Regions from separate parts of the Homo sapiens genome. Here region 1 is linked to region 2. A link is a loop called in an ENCODE intact Hi-C map of the cell type or tissue named here. Cell type or tissue: HepG2. All regions are shown on one strand. Links, peaks and the distances in the headings refer to the core of each region. The heading gives the core; the rest is flanking DNA. Region 1 overlaps ATG2B (autophagy related 2B). Region 2 overlaps AK7 (adenylate kinase 7).

Evidence for each region. Peaks named below come from ENCODE experiments on the same cell type or tissue, not always from the same donor. Only the 100,000 strongest peaks of a DNase experiment are listed, where the experiment ranks them.
Region 1: a loop joins it to region 2, with 9 times the contacts of the local background. A loop is called at or near these places in 9 of 110 quality-filtered maps.

The regions. Positions count from the first base shown.
Region 1 is chr14:96,306,952-96,312,338 of GRCh38, forward strand. ATG2B (autophagy related 2B) reads right to left here. Exons shown (of 42, transcript NM_018036.7): 26 at 5,138-5,208; 27 at 4,591-4,667; 28 at 4,166-4,336; 29 at 2,502-2,643. Among named protein-coding and RNA genes, the nearest start is that of BDKRB1-AS1, 41 kb to the left of the region's middle. In HepG2, for the core only: CTCF peaks have their summits at 640 and 3,050 (motif pointing right); a DNase peak (open chromatin) is centred at 2,340; H3K4me3 peaks cover 393 bases.
Region 2 is chr14:96,421,838-96,427,224 of GRCh38, forward strand. All of the region lies in intron 5 of AK7 (adenylate kinase 7), which reads left to right. It also overlaps the pseudogene PEBP1P1. Among named protein-coding and RNA genes, the nearest start is that of AK7, 32 kb to the left of the region's middle. In HepG2, for the core only: a CTCF peak has its summit at 2,749; a DNase peak (open chromatin) is centred at 2,744; H3K4me3 peaks cover 855 bases.

The DNA of each region.
Region 1 (5,387 bases), core at 219-5,218, 110 kb before region 2:
GAAATATCAACAACAACAAGCATTTTAACCATGTGTCAGATATATGTTGTGTGCTTTTACCTGCAATATCTCATTTATTTCCTAAAATAAGTCTATGAATCTGAGGCTTAAAGAGAGCTAAGTAACATGCACCAAAACACCTCAGCAAGAGTCAGAAATACATCAAAAACCACTAATAGGCCAGGCATGGTGGCTCATGCCTGTAATCCCAGCACTTTAGAAGGCCGAGATGGGTGGATCACCTGAGGTCAGGAGTTACAGACCAGCCTGGCCAACATGATGAAACCCTGTCTCTACTAAAAATACAAAAATCAGCTGGGCATGGTGGCACACACCTGAGTCCCAGCTACCTGGGAGGCCGAGGTAGGAGAATTGTTTGAAGCCGGGAGGTGGAGGTTGCAGTGAGCTGACATCACACCACTGCACTCCAGCCTGCGTGACAGACCAAGAACCTGTCAAAAAAACAAACAAACAAACAAAAAACAACAACTAATAAAAAGACAAATGATAAATTCGAAATGGCAATGTCACAAAGACAGTTTCCTCCCAGTTAGTTGGCGTTGGGGAAGCTCAGCAGTTGCTGGTTAGTGTTGAGTGGAGTTTTGCTTTACCCAGAATTTCACCTTTGACAATTCTGTCCTATAGGCGGAGCTCTGGAAGAAACTTCTTGGACAATATTACAATGTGAGGGGAAACTGGTTACATTTAGCAGAGCCTAAATGTAGGGGGAGGGAAGGGGAAGGGGAGGGAAGAATAGCTGTTGAGCAAGCATTAGGTGGCAGAGGAGGCAGTGATTCAAGTATGAAAAGAAGACCTCTTCCTGGGGCCTGGGATACCCAAACTGGATACCTAATCTTAGGTAGCTATCGCAAAAGATTACATGTGCACCAAAATCTGCATGTCAACATATATTTTAATATGTTTACATTACATATTAAGAGTCACTCATTCTTTTCCCATTCATTCATTAAAACCAAACACTGTGATGAGGCTGAGAACACTAAGCTGAATCAAGAGACATACTGGCTTTAAGAGACTCACAGATTAGATTTTAGATTCTTCTACAGCAGTACCTCAGAATTACTCATCCTTACAGGTACCCAGGGCCTAGTACAGAATCTTGTATATTGAAGCCACCCAGTAAATAATCACTAAATATTCTTTCCCATGTAATTAAGGTAGCTGCATATATACATATACACACACACACATATATAAATATATATAAATACATAAATATATATATACATATATATATAAATACATAAATATATATATACATATATATATATATATATATACACACATATATATATATATATATATATATATTTTTTTTTTTTTTTTTTTTGAGACAGAATCTCGCTCTATTACCCGGGCTGGAGTGCAGTGGCACAATCTTGGCTCACTGCAACCTCCGTCTCCTGGGCTCAGGTGATCCTCCCACCCCACCTAAGCCTCCCAAGTATCTGGGACTATAGGCGCCTGCCAACACATCCCACATCTAGCTTTTTTTTTTTTTTTTTTTAATTGGAGAGATGGGGTTTCACCATGTTGCCGAGGCTGGTCTCAAACTCCTGAGTTCAAGTGATCCACCTGCCTCAGCTTCCCAAAGTGCTAGATTACAGGCATGAGCCACTGTGCCCAGCCTAGCTGCTAACATTTATTACAAATAATGTAGTACATAGAACACTAAAAGCCCCAGTTTGCTTCCTTAGTTCTAATTTATCCTAAATTAGCAAGACAGCAACAGTTAACACTAGACTTTTACAACTCCATGAAATAATTTTTAATTAAGATTTCCCAATATATAGATATAGCTATGACCATTCAATTAGAAGAAAATACTGTTGAAATAGAGGCTTTAAAATGTTTACCTGCTTCCCTTTGGCTTTCAAGGATCTTGAATCACCTGGGTCCCTCTTTGCTTACCCAACTTTATTATCTAATTCTTTTCAATAAGAGAACTTTTGTTTCAGTAAGAACCCGAATGTCATGGCTAAATAACTGAGGCTCATGCATGCCTTTGTCTGTGCTCTGTTGATGTTAATGACCTTGCCAAGATTACCTTCTCCTCCCTCTTTACATACCTAAATCCCAACCACTTTTAAAAAGCCAAGCCATCTTACTTTACTAAAGTCTAATAAAATTATCCCAATCCTTTCCAAACAGTAGAGGATATACCACAGTTGAAGTATTTTCTTACATCATTTATCAATCAGTCTAAGTACTGGCACCAGTTTTGTGCCCATTTGTTTTACTAGGCTACAAGCTACCAGAAAACATAAGCACTGTCTTCTACTCACTCTGCATTCCCGACACCAGCCTGGCCAGAGTTACCTATTTACTAGACACTGAGTAGACACAAGCTGAATGATTAACAGATATCCATAAAAACTCATATGCGTCTTTAATAAGTGACTTATTAAATTTACGAGAACACAAATAAAGTAAGCCCCAACATTAACATCAGTGCTCCCTGAGAAGAGTCCTGGTCTTACCATTAGCCTGTGGTTTTACTGACGAGGTGCCTTGTTGCATGTCGATCTCCTCCATAGCATCACTCATCAGATCTCGTAACATTTGTTGATCTGCTTCAGGAAGTACTGGACCACGTGAGGATGATCGACCACTGGAATCTACCTATAGCCAAAAAACCTAATTAAAAATAACTGAAAATGCTCTTAAAAACCAAACTACTTACATTTATTTTATCCCAAAAATACATTACATTGTACAAAAACATCAGAAATAGAAACCTACTCATTTTTCTATGCCCAGCAGCTGTTATATTTCAAGTTTTTAGTATTATCACCCTAACAAATACTGGCAAAGAGCAATAAATGTGTCACCACCTCAAAGCAAGCACAGTGAACTGGGATCTTGAAGAGGCAATGCATTTGAAAACAGGGAAGTTGAACAAACTGCAATAAAGCTGGGAAAGAAGGGATAACTAAATAAGTTTGATCTCCTCAACTCTGATGGTTGCAATGACTTTCATCCCTTTGACATAAAGCCCCTGTAGGACGAGGCCTCATTTCTTGGACACCTAACAACAGTAGGGGGCACACACAGCAGGGGAAATATACTAAACGGTGATTCAGAGCTCAGTTCCAGCACCAAATACTTAACCAAATACTTCACCAATGGTTGGTGAACTGTAGATTCATTAAACCCAGATCGTGCTTTTTATATGTGAGCATGACTCTAAAATAGCAAGTTCCAAGCTGAAAGGGATAATTTAAAATAAGAAGAATGTTTTTTAAAAGGGAATAAATAGTAGGCGGGGTGTCATAAATCACCTTATCGTGAGAATACAGCAGGAACAAGGAGTCACAAACAGAAATTAACACAAATAAAGTGTAAAATAATCCTGAACAAAAGACAACAAACACGATGCCAGTCAGGCCTTTACTAGAGTACATAACAGAGGCTCTAGAACCTAAGGGGACTGAGATTTCTGTTCATAAGAGAGACCACAAAGAATAACAATGAAAAAGAAAAAATGCTAAACAAACTGGACATTCTTCAATTTGGACATAAGAGAAGTTAGAAAGGTGACACTTGGGGCAGAAAAGTGCATTGAACTGGACACCAAAATATCTGGGTTTGTTGCTGTTTCTGCTACTCTTTAGAGCAATCATCTAAATTCTCTGGGTCTTATTAATTTTTAACCTCTCTATCTCACCAGGTCATCATGAAAGGAAAAGGAAGTCATATATGACAAAGTACACTGAAAACTGGATTGTCTTAGAGATAAAAAAATAGGGAAAATATGATGATATAAGTAAGTCTTCTGGTAACAATACTAACACCTGCCATCTATCTTTTCATAGCATTTTTACATACAACTTGCATAGAACAAGCTTTTGCATGATAAATGTTTTCTTTCTTCCCTTAGGACAGATGAAAATAACAAGTCTAGAAAAAAAAAAGTATGATGTTTGCTAGGAAGATTAATGGAAACAAAGAATATCAAAACAGCAGAATGGTTTTCCAAAAAGGCCCATGAAACCACCGTTTCAGACCCCATTATTCTGAAGGTAAAGAACAGATGAATGACTTTCAAAGTTTCTTTTCTACCTTATGACTGTCATGAAGACCTCAATAATGTAAACATGTCACGACATGGCAGGGACTGGAGGAATCACATTGCTGACTGTACCTTAGACCTTCTTTGAAAGGCTCCAGGCTTCATATCTGCCTTGTTAGGTGTCTGCAAGTCACCATAGCTTGCAATGTACTGAATGAGATTCATTAACGCAGCACAAGAGTCTGAGCACGTTCTGATATGGACAACATCGCTGGAACAGTGTAACTCAAAGCGGGGCTCAGTCTGGACAAGACACAGAAAAAGGGATGAAAATGTTTTCCAAATGAGACAAAAGTTTCTTTTTTTGCATAGATTTACATTAAATAAGATTCATGATAATCTGTCTCGCTACATAAAAAAAGTATTTAAATAAATCCATTTTTAATATACTTACTCTATTTCTGACCAAAATTAGGTACACGGAAAAATGTTAAACTCAATTTTTTTAATCTCTTAAAAAATAGAACTTAAAATTTTCATTTATTTTAATAACTCACTTGCTCTCCATCAGAATCAGACTTCACTGCAGTTATGGTTAACTCCAAAAGCCCCATATCCATCACACGAACATAATCTAAAATTTTTAAAATTAAGAAAATCTCTTCAGTACAGCTTTCAAAAATGTGTATCCAACCAACACCCAATACAACTAGCATTCCTTTAAAATTCATTGCAGAGAGCACTACAAATAATTATAATGCAATGAAAATAGTTTCATCCCATAGAAGTCCTAAAATTCACTTTATTTTTTGTTAGAAACAAAAATTATCTTAAATAAAAATTTGTAGTATATATAGTAATTTGATGTACTTAACTAGCATTATAAGAACATTACAATTTCAAACTGAAAAACCAGTATCTGAAAAATGAAGCTGTGAATATATACCACATGATCACTATATACTTAAAGACCCTTTAATCTTTAAGGATCTTTAATAAGATTCTTAGTTCACTAGCATTATCCCAGAGTTAAAATGCTTTAAAATTATTTACGCACAAAAATAAAGCAGAATTTATCTACTCCATTTGTTTTTTAACTCTTACCTCTACTCAGATTTATAGTGACAGTATTGCATTTGTCAGATAGATGTAAAGCAGCTTCATCCAAGATTATTCTGAGGCAAGAAAGATAAAACCAACATCTGAAAAACTAAGCTTTGAGTATCATACCCCATAATCACTATATGCTTAATTGCATCATTCTTTCTGGTATGAACATTGTTGAAATCATAAGCAGTTTCTAACTTATAACTGTCATCTAACATTTTTTAAAAACTGTTTATGAATGCTAGGA
Region 2 (5,387 bases), core at 196-5,195:
CTCGTGATCCGCCCGCCTGGAACTCCCAAAGTGTTGGGATTACGGGCATGAGCCACTGTGCCCGGCCCCTTCTGTTGCAGCTATTGCAGTATCTGGCCAGCAGCCCGCAATGCAAAGGGGCTATCTCTTTGTTCCCAGGCGGATTGGCAGGTTGAGAAATAATAGACACACACAAGATAGTGAAAGCTGGGTCCAGGGGGGTCACCGCCTTCTGGTCCCGTGGTGCCAACAATGCACTGGATATACCAGCATTTATTATTAAGTTTAGTGAGGGCAGGGATAGGTTAGTGAGGGATTTAGGGTCATTTGATTATGAGGTGAGATGGTCACATGGGGATGAAGTAATTCTTTAACATAACATCTGTATGCAGAAGTACAGTATACAGGGATAAGAATTTACAATATAGTGTGTGCATCAGTAATTTCTAACAGAGCCTTAAAACAGAAACACAGTCTTTCCATAACCTATGATTAGCAAGGTATTAATCAGCAGTAACAGTTGCAGCCAAAGCTGGTTACAAACAATCCATAGATAGGAGACATGAAGCTAGACAACTGGTTAGACCAGAAATTCTCAGAAGGGAGTATGCCTTAACCCTGAAGAGGCCTAGAAGAGCCATGGCAAGATGAGGGTGTTTATAGTCCTATCTTATCCATATGGACAGGCGCCCCTCATGTGTCCATTTATAGGCTCCCCACAAGGGTCGCATTCCATTCCCAGAGCTATGAACATCTGCTTTTCTGGGATAGGAATCTTGGTGATGTGAAACCTCCCTGACTGCACTTCCATTCATAGGCTCTCTGCAGGGGGAAGCACATCACGCGCTGTTGGCTCATTCTGGCAGCCCAACCTGGCATTGTCTTTACACAATTCTGCATGCAATTTTGTATTTACAATAGTCAGGAGCATTTCATCTTTTATTCTGTAGCAATAGTTTCAGGGGGTCGCCCTATAGCAGCAAAATTCATCATTTTGACATGTCCATTATAAAATTATTTTATTTCTCTTGCCTTTCTTCAGAATAGATGATGGGAATGCCCTGACAATGAATAAGTAGTGACAGCTGAAAAATTATGATGATGATGATTTTTCATTCAGGGTTTTTATTTTTATTCAACTATCAGCAAACAGCAGAATTAACACAACATTCAGCAACTCCAGACCAGCTTTTCTTACCCCCATGAAGAGCAATCAATTTGACAGACACAGATGTAGGGATTCCTGATAAGCGGTCAGCTAGTACTGCTGCCCATCTACAGGGCCATGCCCCAACAACAGCAAAGCCACTCTCCCTACTCCTTTTTCCAGGATTGCTCTTTAAAGGGACCAGAGTGAGATACTGACGCCTATTAAGGCAACTGAGAGGCCCGTGTTGGGGCTGAGCCTCATTGCGAGCCTCTGGTTGTCTAGCGATGGTGCCATAAAAACACACTGCTACAGTTCTGGTCTCAGGATCACAAAGGCAGAGGCAACCAATCCTTATTTATTTATTTTTAACCTCCCTTAAAGATTCTTTGATGCTTTGCTCTATTACTGTAGACCTGGTCTATTTCTGCCAAATTTTTTCTTTAAATTCTGGGTTGCTATTTTCATAATAACAATTTGATGACCCCATCACAATACCAAAATATCCCCCAAAATGAAGTTCAAAATTGATCAAAACATAAAACAGAGTGAGTGACTAGAATGATAAAGGCCAGGCAGCAGGAAAAGTCACCCTAAGCCACCATCTCAGTGCTCAGGTCTTGTCTGTCCAAAGGGGAGTGGGAAGAGGAGAAAGCTATGGTACATGCAGCACTGAACTGGAGAACACAGCTCGGGGCCTCCAGGACGGTTCAGGTCGCCGAGCTGCCCCCTACTTCCCAGACAGCTGCTCCTACAATTTGGGCACATAGTCGTCCCACTCGGCCTGGTAACACGTGCCGGCCACCGGGACCCCGAGCGCGTACTTTTTACGGGGGGACGCCACCTTGAATTTGCCACGGTGGTCTCCGGAGCGGTTGCTGAGGATGGGCTCGTCACATTTCAGCGGCCTGTGCCTTGGGAGACCCCGAGCCCACATAATCCGGAGAGGACTGTGCCACTGCTGATGTCACTGCCCTTCATGTGGACCACCAGGAAATGATGCCATTCCCTGTATTGGGGATCCTTCCTGCTTGGAGCATCCGGGTCTGTCAAGACCCAGGTGTAGAGTTTCCCTAAATCAAGACCATCCCACGAAATGCTGGTGGGTCTGTTCTTCACCTGGGTGGGATCGGGCACGGTGCTCCGCTCGTCCACCGCCACCCCGTGCAGGTGACATGCAGCGGGTGCTGCGGCTGTTCGTCCACTTCCTGAAGGCTCCAGGGCCCGGACCGCTGTCTGAGGTTCACCCGCGTGGCGGGGCCGAGCGGAGCGCGCAGCCGGGAGTGCCGCGGGAGGCCAGGCGCCGGCGGCAGCGGCGACACGGGGGTCTCCGCCAGCTGAAAAATTACAGAGGGCTTACTGTGTTCTCAGTATTTTACTCATGGTATCTTATGTCATCTGTGTTTTACTCGTAGTATCTCATGAGTTCTCAGTGTTTTACTCATGGTATCTCATGTCATCTTCAAGAGTCTCATAAACAATTCCCAGAATTCTGTGAGGTAGGTACTACTATCATCCTCATATAACTTGGAGAAAACCCCAAACCCTCTGAAAGTGTCATTACATTGTTCCCATTAGTGGAAGACCAGCGCTAAGTGAACGCTAATAATAGTTCTAAGATGACACCTAGTGGTCTCGGAGGATATTACCATAGGAACTTCGGTCCTATAAAAAACACTTTACCAATACAAACACTGTGAGCATCAAACATTGGAAGAAACAACAGGAAATTAGGAATTCTAGCCCTTTTTCTGTCCATTAACTTATGACCTTAGCCGTGTTATTAAACTTCTGGGCTTAAAATAAGTAAACGGGCTAGATTAGATGGTTTAAATTTATTCCAGTTCTAAATTCCATAACTATGTTATTTTATTGGAACCCGTGATTTCTTGATCATTTATGTTTAATTTACAGGTGGAAAATGTATGCTTACACATATAAAGCTGATTTAACTGAATAACAGTCTAAAATGAGAAATATGATCATATTAATATATTTTTATTACAAAACCTTACACTTGTCATTTAAATAATAAAATCAAAATTTCGTTGTAAAAATCTATTATTTTTATCCCCAACTTTCTTACTCACTCTTTTCTACACCATTAATAAGATTGATTTGGCCAATTTGGTCATCCCAATGATCTTTTTTGATCAGTGATGCTAATGTTTTTATCTGGGAGATAGACCCTTGAAAATAATCATTTAACACATTCATTTAACTAATGTCCAGTTAGATCCGATTATGGCCCAGGCACTGTGATGAGGAGCTGCCCTCACAGCCATCGATAAAGCAAACACAGTCTATGCACTCCAGAGGCTGGTTGTCAAGTGGTTTATCTACTGTTATCACATCCTCAGCCAGCACATTCATATACAAGATTACATACACAAAAGGTAGACTTCTATTCAGTATTTTGAGGCAAAAGAGGAGACCCTAATAATTATACAAGTTGCCAAAATAGTCCTGAATTGCCTGATACCAAAATTGCTTTCATCTTTTAATGAGTCACACTGATTTTTTTTTTTTTTTTTTTTGAGACAGAGTCTTGCTCTGTTGCGTAGGCTGGAGTGCAGTGGCATGATCTCGGGTCACTGCAACCCCTGCCTCCCAAGTTCAAATGACTCTCCTGCCTCAGCCTCCTGAGTAGCTGGAATTACAGGCATGTGCCACCACGCCTGGCTAAATTTTGTATTTTTTAGTAGAGACAGGGTTTCACCATGCTGGCCAGGCTGGTCTTGAACTCCTGACCTCAGGTGATTCACCTGCCTCGGCCTCCCAAAGTGCTGGGGTTACAGGTGTGAGCCACCGTGCCCAGCCGTAGTTTGTCTTGAAAACTATTTTGTCTGATATAAGTATAGTGACTCCTGCTTCTTTTTGGTTTCCATTGGCATGGAATATCTTTTTCCATCCCTTTATTTTCAGTCTATGTGTGTCTTTACAGGTAGAGTGTGTTTCTTGTAGGCAACAGATCAATGTGTCTTGTTTTTTTCATCAATTCAGCCAGTCTATGTCTTTTGATTAGAGAATTTAGTCCACTTACATTCAATGTTATTATTGGTAAGTAAGGACTTACTCCTGCCTTTTGTTATTTGTTTTCTAGTTGTTTTATTGTCTTATCTTCCTTCTTTCTTTCCTTCCTACCTTGCTGTAGGGATGGTGATTTTCTCTGGTGATATGATTTAGTTTCTTGCTTTTTATTTTTTGTGCAACCATTGTAAGTTTTTTAGTTTGAGGTTACAATAAGGCTTGCAAATACTATCTTATAACCCATTATTTTAGTCGGATAACAATCTAACCCTCTTGGCATAAAGAAACCAGCAAAAAGAAAACTAATAACACTATGCCTTACTCCCATCCCCCAATTTTTAAACTTTTTGATGTTTCTATTTATATCTTATTGTACTGTGTCATAAAAAGCTGTTGTAGTTATTATTTTTTTTGGTTCATTGTATAGTCTTCCTACTTAGAATGAGATAGTTTACACACCACCGTTAAAGTGTTCTAATATTTTGTTTTTCTGTGTACTTCCTATTACCAGTGAGTTTTGTACCTTCAGGTGATTATTGTTCATTAATGTCTTTTTCTTTCTGACTGAAGTACTCCCTTTAGTGTTTCTTGTAGGACAGGTCTGGTATTGATGAAATCCTTCAGCTTTTGTTTGTCTGGGAAAGTATTTCTCCTCCATGCTTGAAGGAGATTTTCACCAGATATACTATTCTAGGTGAAAGTTTTTTTCCCTCAGCACTTTTCAATATGTCATGCCACTCTTTCCTGGCCTGTAAGGTTTTCCACTGAAAAGTCTGCTGCTAGATGTATTAGAGCTCCATTGTATGTTATTTGTTTCTTTTCTCTTGCTGCTTTTTGGATCCTTTTTTAATCCTTTACCTTTGCAAGTTTGATTATTATATGCCTATAGGTTGTCTTGTGTATTAGTCCATTTTCGCACTGCTATAAAGAACTAACTGAGACTGGGTAATTTATAAAGAAAAGAGGTTTAGGCCGGGTGTGGTGGCTCACGCCTGTAATCCCAGCACTTTGGGAGGTGGAGGCGGGCAGATCACCTGAGGTTGGAAGTTTGAGACCTGCCTGGCCAACATGGAGAAACCCCGTCTCTACTGAAAATACAAAATTAGCCAGGCGTGGTAGTGCATGCCTGTAATCCCAGCTACTCGGGAGGCTGAGGCAGGAGAATCGTTTGAACCTGGAAGGCAGAGGTTGCAGTGAGCTGAGATCACTCCATTGCACTCCAGCCTGGGCA